3 separate regions of the Homo sapiens genome follow, and regions 2 and 3 are each linked to region 1. Evidence: chromatin loops called from intact Hi-C (ENCODE). Cell type or tissue: heart left ventricle. All regions are shown on one strand. Region 1 has its middle 120 kb from the start of FRY-AS1. Region 2 has its middle 37 kb from the start of FRY-AS1. Region 3 overlaps FRY (FRY microtubule binding protein).

Evidence for each region. Hi-C counts contacts between places; a loop is a spot of excess contacts. Peaks named below come from ENCODE experiments on the same cell type or tissue, not always from the same donor. Only the 100,000 strongest peaks of a DNase experiment are listed, where the experiment ranks them.
Region 2: a loop joins it to region 1, with 2.4 times the contacts of the local background. A loop is called at or near these places in 18 of 110 quality-filtered maps.
Region 3: a loop joins it to region 1, with 2.0 times the contacts of the local background. A loop is called at or near these places in 8 of 110 quality-filtered maps.

The regions. Positions count from the first base shown.
Region 1 is chr13:31,908,756-31,911,255 of GRCh38, forward strand. It overlaps the pseudogene EEF1DP3. Among named protein-coding and RNA genes, the nearest start is that of FRY-AS1, 120 kb to the right of the region's middle. In heart left ventricle, a CTCF peak has its summit at 1,322 (motif pointing right); no DNase peak of the experiment used is centred here; H3K27ac peaks cover 1,487 bases.
Region 2 is chr13:31,993,486-31,995,985 of GRCh38, forward strand. No RefSeq gene overlaps it. Among named protein-coding and RNA genes, the nearest start is that of FRY-AS1, 37 kb to the right of the region's middle. In heart left ventricle, no CTCF peak of the experiment used is centred here; no DNase peak of the experiment used is centred here.
Region 3 is chr13:32,163,461-32,165,960 of GRCh38, forward strand. The region is part of intron 17 of FRY (FRY microtubule binding protein); the gene reads left to right. Among named protein-coding and RNA genes, the nearest start is that of FRY, 130 kb to the left of the region's middle. RefSeq lists an enhancer at 1,799-2,500. In heart left ventricle, a CTCF peak has its summit at 1,391 (motif pointing right); no DNase peak of the experiment used is centred here; H3K27ac peaks cover 2,101 bases.

The sequences.
Region 1 (2,500 bases):
TGCGATTCGTGCTCAGAGTAGCTGTATTATGGGTTCTCACCTGGCTGAAACTCCTATTTGCATGGGATTATCTGACTCTCAGCTAAGATACACTGTTTCCCTAAGGCAATTTCGGAGGCCAAGCCCAAAATTGACACATTTAGAGATTCAGGAGCAAATAACTTTGTATTTATTTGTCAGTGAAGCACTATTTATGGCATTTCAATCACGTGGCAATCTTAAGACTGTAATTATAGAGGTCTAAGAAGAATATAGAACATTTCTTCTGACTTATCCTTTTGAGATTTAGAATTGAAAATAGTTTGATCTCTTTTTTCAGCCCCTCAGAGATAACTTACATGACCTTTAGCCAATTCCCCATTCTTCCTTTCTCATTTCACAATTGCAAATGCTACTGGGTAGTTTTCCTCTGTTTTGAGCCCCACCCTTCCTGTTGCTAAGCAGATGAACTGGATTACATAAATTGTCAATTTCTCAGCTGTGACAATGAAAAAGACAGGACAACAGTAGCCAGAAATGAGGACAGCTGCTTCTAGCACTTGGGATTTGGGGTTAGATGATGAAGAGAGAATCAAAAGGAAATAGGTGAAGTTAGCATAAGTAAAAAGTTAGACACAATTCTATTACTTTAATACAAACTCTGTTAACATTTGGGTATATTTCTTTCAGAGATTGGTACTCATATTAGAGTGGAGTTATTTGGGTTTTTGTTTTTCCTTTATGCCTACTTATAATTTACATGCTCTTATCCTTTGTTTTATAATATTTACAAGTTGCAGTTATTATTTTAATATTTCAGGTTAAGTTGACTTTTCAATATGGAGTCAGTTTTAAGTGTGTGCGTTTTAAAGGGGCATATTTGCATTTCTGACCCACAAAGACTAACATCACTTGTGACAATTAATTTTCACTCATCTAAATTTTGCAATGTTTTTAAACCAAAACAGGTTTAATAATGATAGGTATCCACTAAACATCCAGCTTTTATCACATCACCTGTAGCTTCCCATGGAAATTTTCTACGAAGCAAACATTGGCTAGTATTACAGATATTTCCTTTTCAAGCCCTCATGTTTAATCAACTCCGCTTACCTGTGTGGCTTTAATAAGCGTAATGCCAACTCCAGCTCCCCAGAGTGAGGTAAACAGTATGTATGGGCATAATTAGCAAATCATTTGGTTGTAAGATGTTGTATGATTCACATATTTGGTTTTCTTTAATGAGGCATTCCTCTCCAGACACATTAGTCGTTTCCCAAAATGCTCCTTTGCAAATAGCTATAGAAACAGCAAATGATGAACTAAAAAAGGTGTGCTGCACGTGGGACACCAGAGGGCGCTAGAGTAATGTTATAATGTGCCTCTGCTTTTCTCTTAGCTTTGCTATTAAAAAATTAAAGCTTTTAAAATAATACACTACCTTGTCTTGAAGACATTTATTTGAAGTTATACGATATAGCTTTATGATTTGAGTCAAACATTTATTATTATTTATCATTACAGTCAGCATCTTCTCAAAAGCAGGTCTTTTATTCCCATGCTGAATTTTAGAAAAGAAATTCTAACAATAGTCCTCCTCTTAGACTTTTTTTTTTTAAGGAAAACACATTATTATTCTTAGATTGTGACTTTGTCCTCTCCCAAGAGACAGTCACGTGTGTTAAAATGTTTAGTAGTTCTAGTCTGCTAGAAATGAATAATAGAGGAAGTGAATTATTTCTAAACTTTTAGAACCACAGAATTTGGGCATTTGATCAGTATTTGTCTACTGTTGAATTTAAAATAAAACATATGAATGTATCAGGATAAAGTGGCAGTGCTGCAAAAATTTGAAGTGCTGAAAAAAGTTAGAAAATTAAATTGGCATTTATTAATAATAAGCAACCATTTTAGTGTAGCTAGAAGGTTTATTTTCTAGTGTTAAGCTGTCTTAAAAATCAGAGGTATTTTTGTTCAACATAATTTACTGAAAAGTGTGTATAGAATGCTTAATATGTATGTGCCTAAAATTGCTCTTAGTGACCAAATATTCACATGCTGGGTGTGGTGGCTCATGCCTGTAATCCCAGCACTTCAGGAGGTAAGAGGGTTCCTTGAGGCCAGGAATTCAAGAGCAGCCTAAGCAACATAACAGGACCCTGTCTCCACAAAAATTTTAAAAGCAGCCAGGTGTGGTGGTGTGTGCCTGTAGTCCTAGCTACTTGGGAGGCTAAGGCAGGAGGATTGCCTGAGTTCATGTGTTCAAGGCTATAGTGAGCAGTGATCGTGCCGCTAGACTCCAGCCTGGGTGACAGAGCGAGACCCTGTCTCAAAACAAAAAATCAAACCCCAAAACCACAAAAAATTCACAAGACAACTTACGTAATCTAAGATATAAATCACACATACCAGACATGAAATTTGCAAATGTGTATCAGATAAAATACTATGTGTTTAAAGGATGGGGATGCTATGTGACTGAAGGGTTAGGGGAGACTGGCGAAATGGAAGGAACTAGCTG
Region 2 (2,500 bases), 85 kb after region 1:
GCATAAGAGTCCACATTTCTCTACATCCTCTTTTTTCTATGTGTTTGTTTGTTTGTTTGTTTTTAATGTACCCATCCTAACAGATGTGATTAAGGAGATACTTTAAGAATTGACATATGTAATTTCCACTCTTTTAACCCTCAAGCCTAAGATGGTCTATCTGACCTAATTCTTCAACCTCTTTTCGTGTGTGTGTGTGTGTGTGTTTTGAAACAGAGCCTCACTCTGTCAACCCAGGCTGGAGTGCAGTAGCGCCATCTCATCTCACTACAGCCTCCACCTCCCAGGTTCAAGCAGTTCTCCCACTTCAGCCTCCCGAGTAGCTGGGATTACAGGAGCGTGCCACCACATCCACCTAATTTTTGCATTTTTAGTAGAGACGGGGTTTTGGCATGTTGGCCAGGCTGGTCTCAAACGACTGACTTCAGGTGATCTGCCTGCCTCGGCCTCCCAAAGTGCTGGGATTTCAGGCATGAGCCACCGTGCCCAGCCACTTTTCTTGTTATTCCCACTACTAGTACTCTAGCAAAAAATATCCTGTAACCATGGTGAGCCTTCAAGGCATGGTATTTCTGTTTGGTCCTTCTCAGAACACCTAGCAGCAAATTTTGTATCCATTTACACACTGAGGGTCAATCTTTCTCTTTTTCCATTTCTTTCACAGAATAAATATTTTCTGTTCATAGTTCAATTTAATTGACAGGCATAGTTAGGGGAATTTTCAAGTAATAATGTGTCTGGGGTTGGTTCCTTCTGGTGGGTTCTTGGTCTTGCTGACTTCAAGAATGAAACCACGGACCTTCGCGGTCCGTGTTACATCTCTGAAAGGTGGCACAGATGCAAAGAGGGAGCAGCAGCAAGATTTATTGTGAAGAATGAAAGAACAAAAATTCCACAGCTTGGAAGGGGACCCGAGCCGGTTGCTGGTTGGGGTGGCCAGCTTTTATTCCCTTATTTGTCCCTGCCCATGTCCTGCTGATTGGTCCATTTTACAGAGTGCTGATTGGTCCATTTTACAGAGCACTGATTGGTCCATTTTACAAACCTCTAGCTAGCCACAGACCGCTGATTGGTGCATTTTACAATCCTAGCTACAGAGTGCTGATTGGTGCATTTTACAAACCTCTAGCTAGCCACAGAGTGCTGATTGGTGCATTTAACAGAGCACTGATTGTTGCGTTTTACAAACCTCTAGCTAGCCACAGAGCACTGATTGGTGCGTTTTACAATCCTAGCTACAGAGTGCTGATTGGCGCATTTTACAATCCTCTTGTGAGACAGAAAAGTTCTCCAAGTCCCTGCCCAACCCAGAAGTCCAGCTGGCTTCACCTCTCAATAAGTCAAATGTCAATTTTAGTTTTCCGGAACGATAATTAAGAATTTCTCACCCTATCTTCTGTGTCTGTTAATCTCATTCTTATTTTTCTTCTCTCTGTGGTGCATTTTGGACAATTTCTTCAGATAGGCTTTCAGTTCGCCAATTCATTCTTTCAGCTGTGTTGCATTTGTTATTAAATTTGTCCACTTAATTTCTAGTTTCAATTGTTAAATTTTATTTCTAGAAGTTTGTTTCTTTCCTAACATATTTGGATATTTTATAACATTTCTGGTTCCTTGCACATATTTTCGAACTTGTTTTTAATTTCTTTTTTTTGCTTTTTGAGACGGAGTCTCACTCTGTCGCCCAGGCTGGAATGCAGTGGTGTGATCTGGGTTCACTGCAACCTCTACCTCCCGGGTTCAAGCAATTCTCCTGCCTCAGCCTCCTAAGTAGCTGCGATTACAGGCATGCGCCACCACTCCCAACTAATTTTTGTATTTTTAGTAGAGATGGGGTTTCACCATATTGGCCAGGTTGGTCTCAAGCTCCTGACCCCAGGTGATCTGCTCGCCTTGGCCTCCCAAAAGTGCTGGGATTGCAGGCGTGAGCCACCGCACCTGGCCGTTTTTAATTCCTTTAAACATAGTAAGTACAGTTATTTTAGAGTCTGTATGTAGTAATTCCATTATCCAGAATCCTTGAGGGTTCTATTTCTGCAGTCTATTGTTTCTGCTAATTGTTCCTTATGGTGCCTTGTTTCCATGTGTGTTTAACTAGTTAGTTTTTTAGTGTGAACTACATATATATATCTCTTTTTTGGGGGGGTAGGGGAACTTTATGTGTGTGAATTATTTAAGCCTAGGACAAAGATGTATTACTCCAGAGCCATTTTGCATTTGTTTGTACTAGCAGGACTGCCTAAAGGCACTACCAGTCAAGAACCACTCAAAATCAAATTTGGGACCTGAGATACTTTGGACTACCTAAGTAGCGTGAATTTGAGCTCCAAACTAACATGAGGACTGGCTTATGAGTCCAAATTATCAGCAATGATTCTTTCTCTCTCTGCTCATCAACTAGATTTGAAACTCTTTTTTTTTTAATCTGCTGTAAGTGTGGGGGTGGGTGTCATTTTCTACTTACACCGAGGGTGTAGCCCTTTGCAGTCTTAACTTTATG
Region 3 (2,500 bases), 250 kb after region 1:
TCAGGACTGTTGCGAGGGCTAGATGACAAGACATGTGGTTAGAGAGAGGAGGCGTCTGCAGGGAAAAAGTTTTCAGTTAAATTGAAGTAGAAGGAAAGTTCACTTTATTCAATAGAAGTCTAATTGGTGATTATATACACTGAGGCCTTTGAAGTACCAAGTTTTTTGAATGGCATGCAGTGTTCTCTTTCTGGTAAAGTCTCTAATGCTATTTTGCTATAAGTCTGAGTGGGAGGCTCCTACCTCTGGAATCACCTTGACAGCCCAATCCAGTGACGCCCAAACCCCCAGACCATGGTGCCAGGCGTGTTGGGAGGGAATTCTGTCAGATGTGGTTGGAATGCTAGTGCTATTTATAGTGCGTCCTGTTTATTATAAGTTACATTCTTACCAAGCCCAAAGCAATGGATGCTGTTTTTTGTTTTTTCTTTTTTCTTTTTTTTCTGAGGGAACAGAACAAATAAATATTCCTGAGAGTCTAAGTCTTAGGGAGAAATCAAGGAAATGACTGGACTTATATGGGAAACCCATGAAGGGACCTTTTTAATAAGCTTCAAAAGAAGCCAGAGGCTGTTCTCCTCAGGGGGAAGGATAACTAGAGTAAGCGACCTGCACATAGAGTCCTATTAACCTGTGAGAAAATGACCCTCTTCAGATCTCCTTGAGAGGGTCAGAGGACAAAAGTGAAGTAATTCAATAGCAATAAATGTGGGTTTCAAGTGCCACACAAGAAGTCTTCAGTTACTTTATACCCCCACAGTCCAGTTGCCTTCGGATTCAATTGACCTGAGATAATATATGGTCTAGTCAGAGAGGAGTGAGACCTGTTATTTCTGACACTTCACAGTCTCATCCGTGGTACACTTTTTATTTAAAACCTTGTTTTTTTTCATAATTGGTAAAATAAGGGCAGTGTTCATGCAGGTTGTCCATCCCTCCCAGCTCAGTTCCCTGTAAGGAGTTTCAACTGTGTGTCCCACACAGCTGCTCCCAGGCCCTTCCTGCACTTTGAGTAATGGCTGAATACCACAGACACTTACACCTCAGACACATATTAGTATGTTGCACATGACAACAGTGTATACAACGAAGCTGGAAAACTGCCTTCTTCAAGCTACTAGATTTTTGACTTTACATGTATTGCTCAGCCAGCTCATAATATGGCCAAGTGTGAGAACCTTTCCATGTGGCTCCATGGAAGCTTCACAGGCCCTCCTGACATTGTGGTGAGATCCATGGGGGTGCTTCCTTCCCATTCTCTGCAGAGCCTGGCCTGCTCAGCTGTCTGGATCCCTGAGGATTCTCCAGATAGAAAGGGCAGCTGTCTCCCCTTGGCAGCCGCCATCTTTTTCTCTCGTTCTCCTCTCCTAGATAGTTCCTGCTCTGTCATTTGACCACAAGAGGGAGCTTTCACTAGGAGTCCACAGGCTCCTTTCCTTGTCACTTCCTGCAGTGCTTTGCATGCACCAAGGGCTTGCTGTTGAGTATTCACCCTCCTCTTTCAAAGCTCTCAGCAAATGTTAGTTTATTATTTTTAGATATCTTCACATTCAAAGAACATACACCGTGCTATACAATGCATTTCATATACATTATGTTAGGTAAGCTGGGCACATGTTCATTCTTATTTTTAGATAAGGACATTGAATTTCAGAAGGGTAAATCTGATTGCCCAAATTTATAGAATTTTCCAAATGTCATTGGTTTTATGCAAAATAATAAACACGTTTTATGTGGTGTTTCCTTATTATTTGTAGAAACTTCTAAGATAATGCATACACAGATTCCACAGTCTTCTAGGGTATCTAAAAATCATTAAACATTTATTCTGCTTTCCCTTTTCCACATATGCCTGTGTTGTGGAAAGTGGTTAGTTGTTTGGAGTAGCTGAAAGAGAACTTGTCTCAATTGTATATATTGCCTCAATAATTCACTTAGTCATATTTCTGTATTTTAATTGAGATATAGTTCGAACCACTGTAGATAGATGGGGGTTCATTCTTTAATAGCCTCCAAGGAGAAATTTCCACCCCTTCTGGTGAACTACCCTGGTGGTGAACAGTCCACCTCTCTCAAGCTCCTTCTTTTGGAAATCCTTGTCTGCTGGGCTTCACTTTCAGTGTTTCTTCCTCCACGGCCCTTGTTGACATTGTGGGGCACTTCTTTCTAATAAGCTTTTGCTTATCTTGCCTAGTTCAAAGGAGGATGTTTCTCCTAATTTATCTTTTCTTCTGGATATGGTTTGTGAATTTGAAATCACCCCTTTTCTTTCATGTATCTCTGTACAAGAACATTATTAAAAGCTACTAAGCTGATTCCATCAGAATCTGAAGCTTACCTTACACAAGTGTTTTCCATTAAAAGTCATATTTCTGATCTGACCAACAAAGAAGGCAGCTTTGTCCAAGTTCTATTTCCTCATTTTATGACATGTCCTGACTTGTTCAGTAGCACCCTTGTCTGAGCAGCACGTGCCCTTGTGATCACACCACTCACTTGT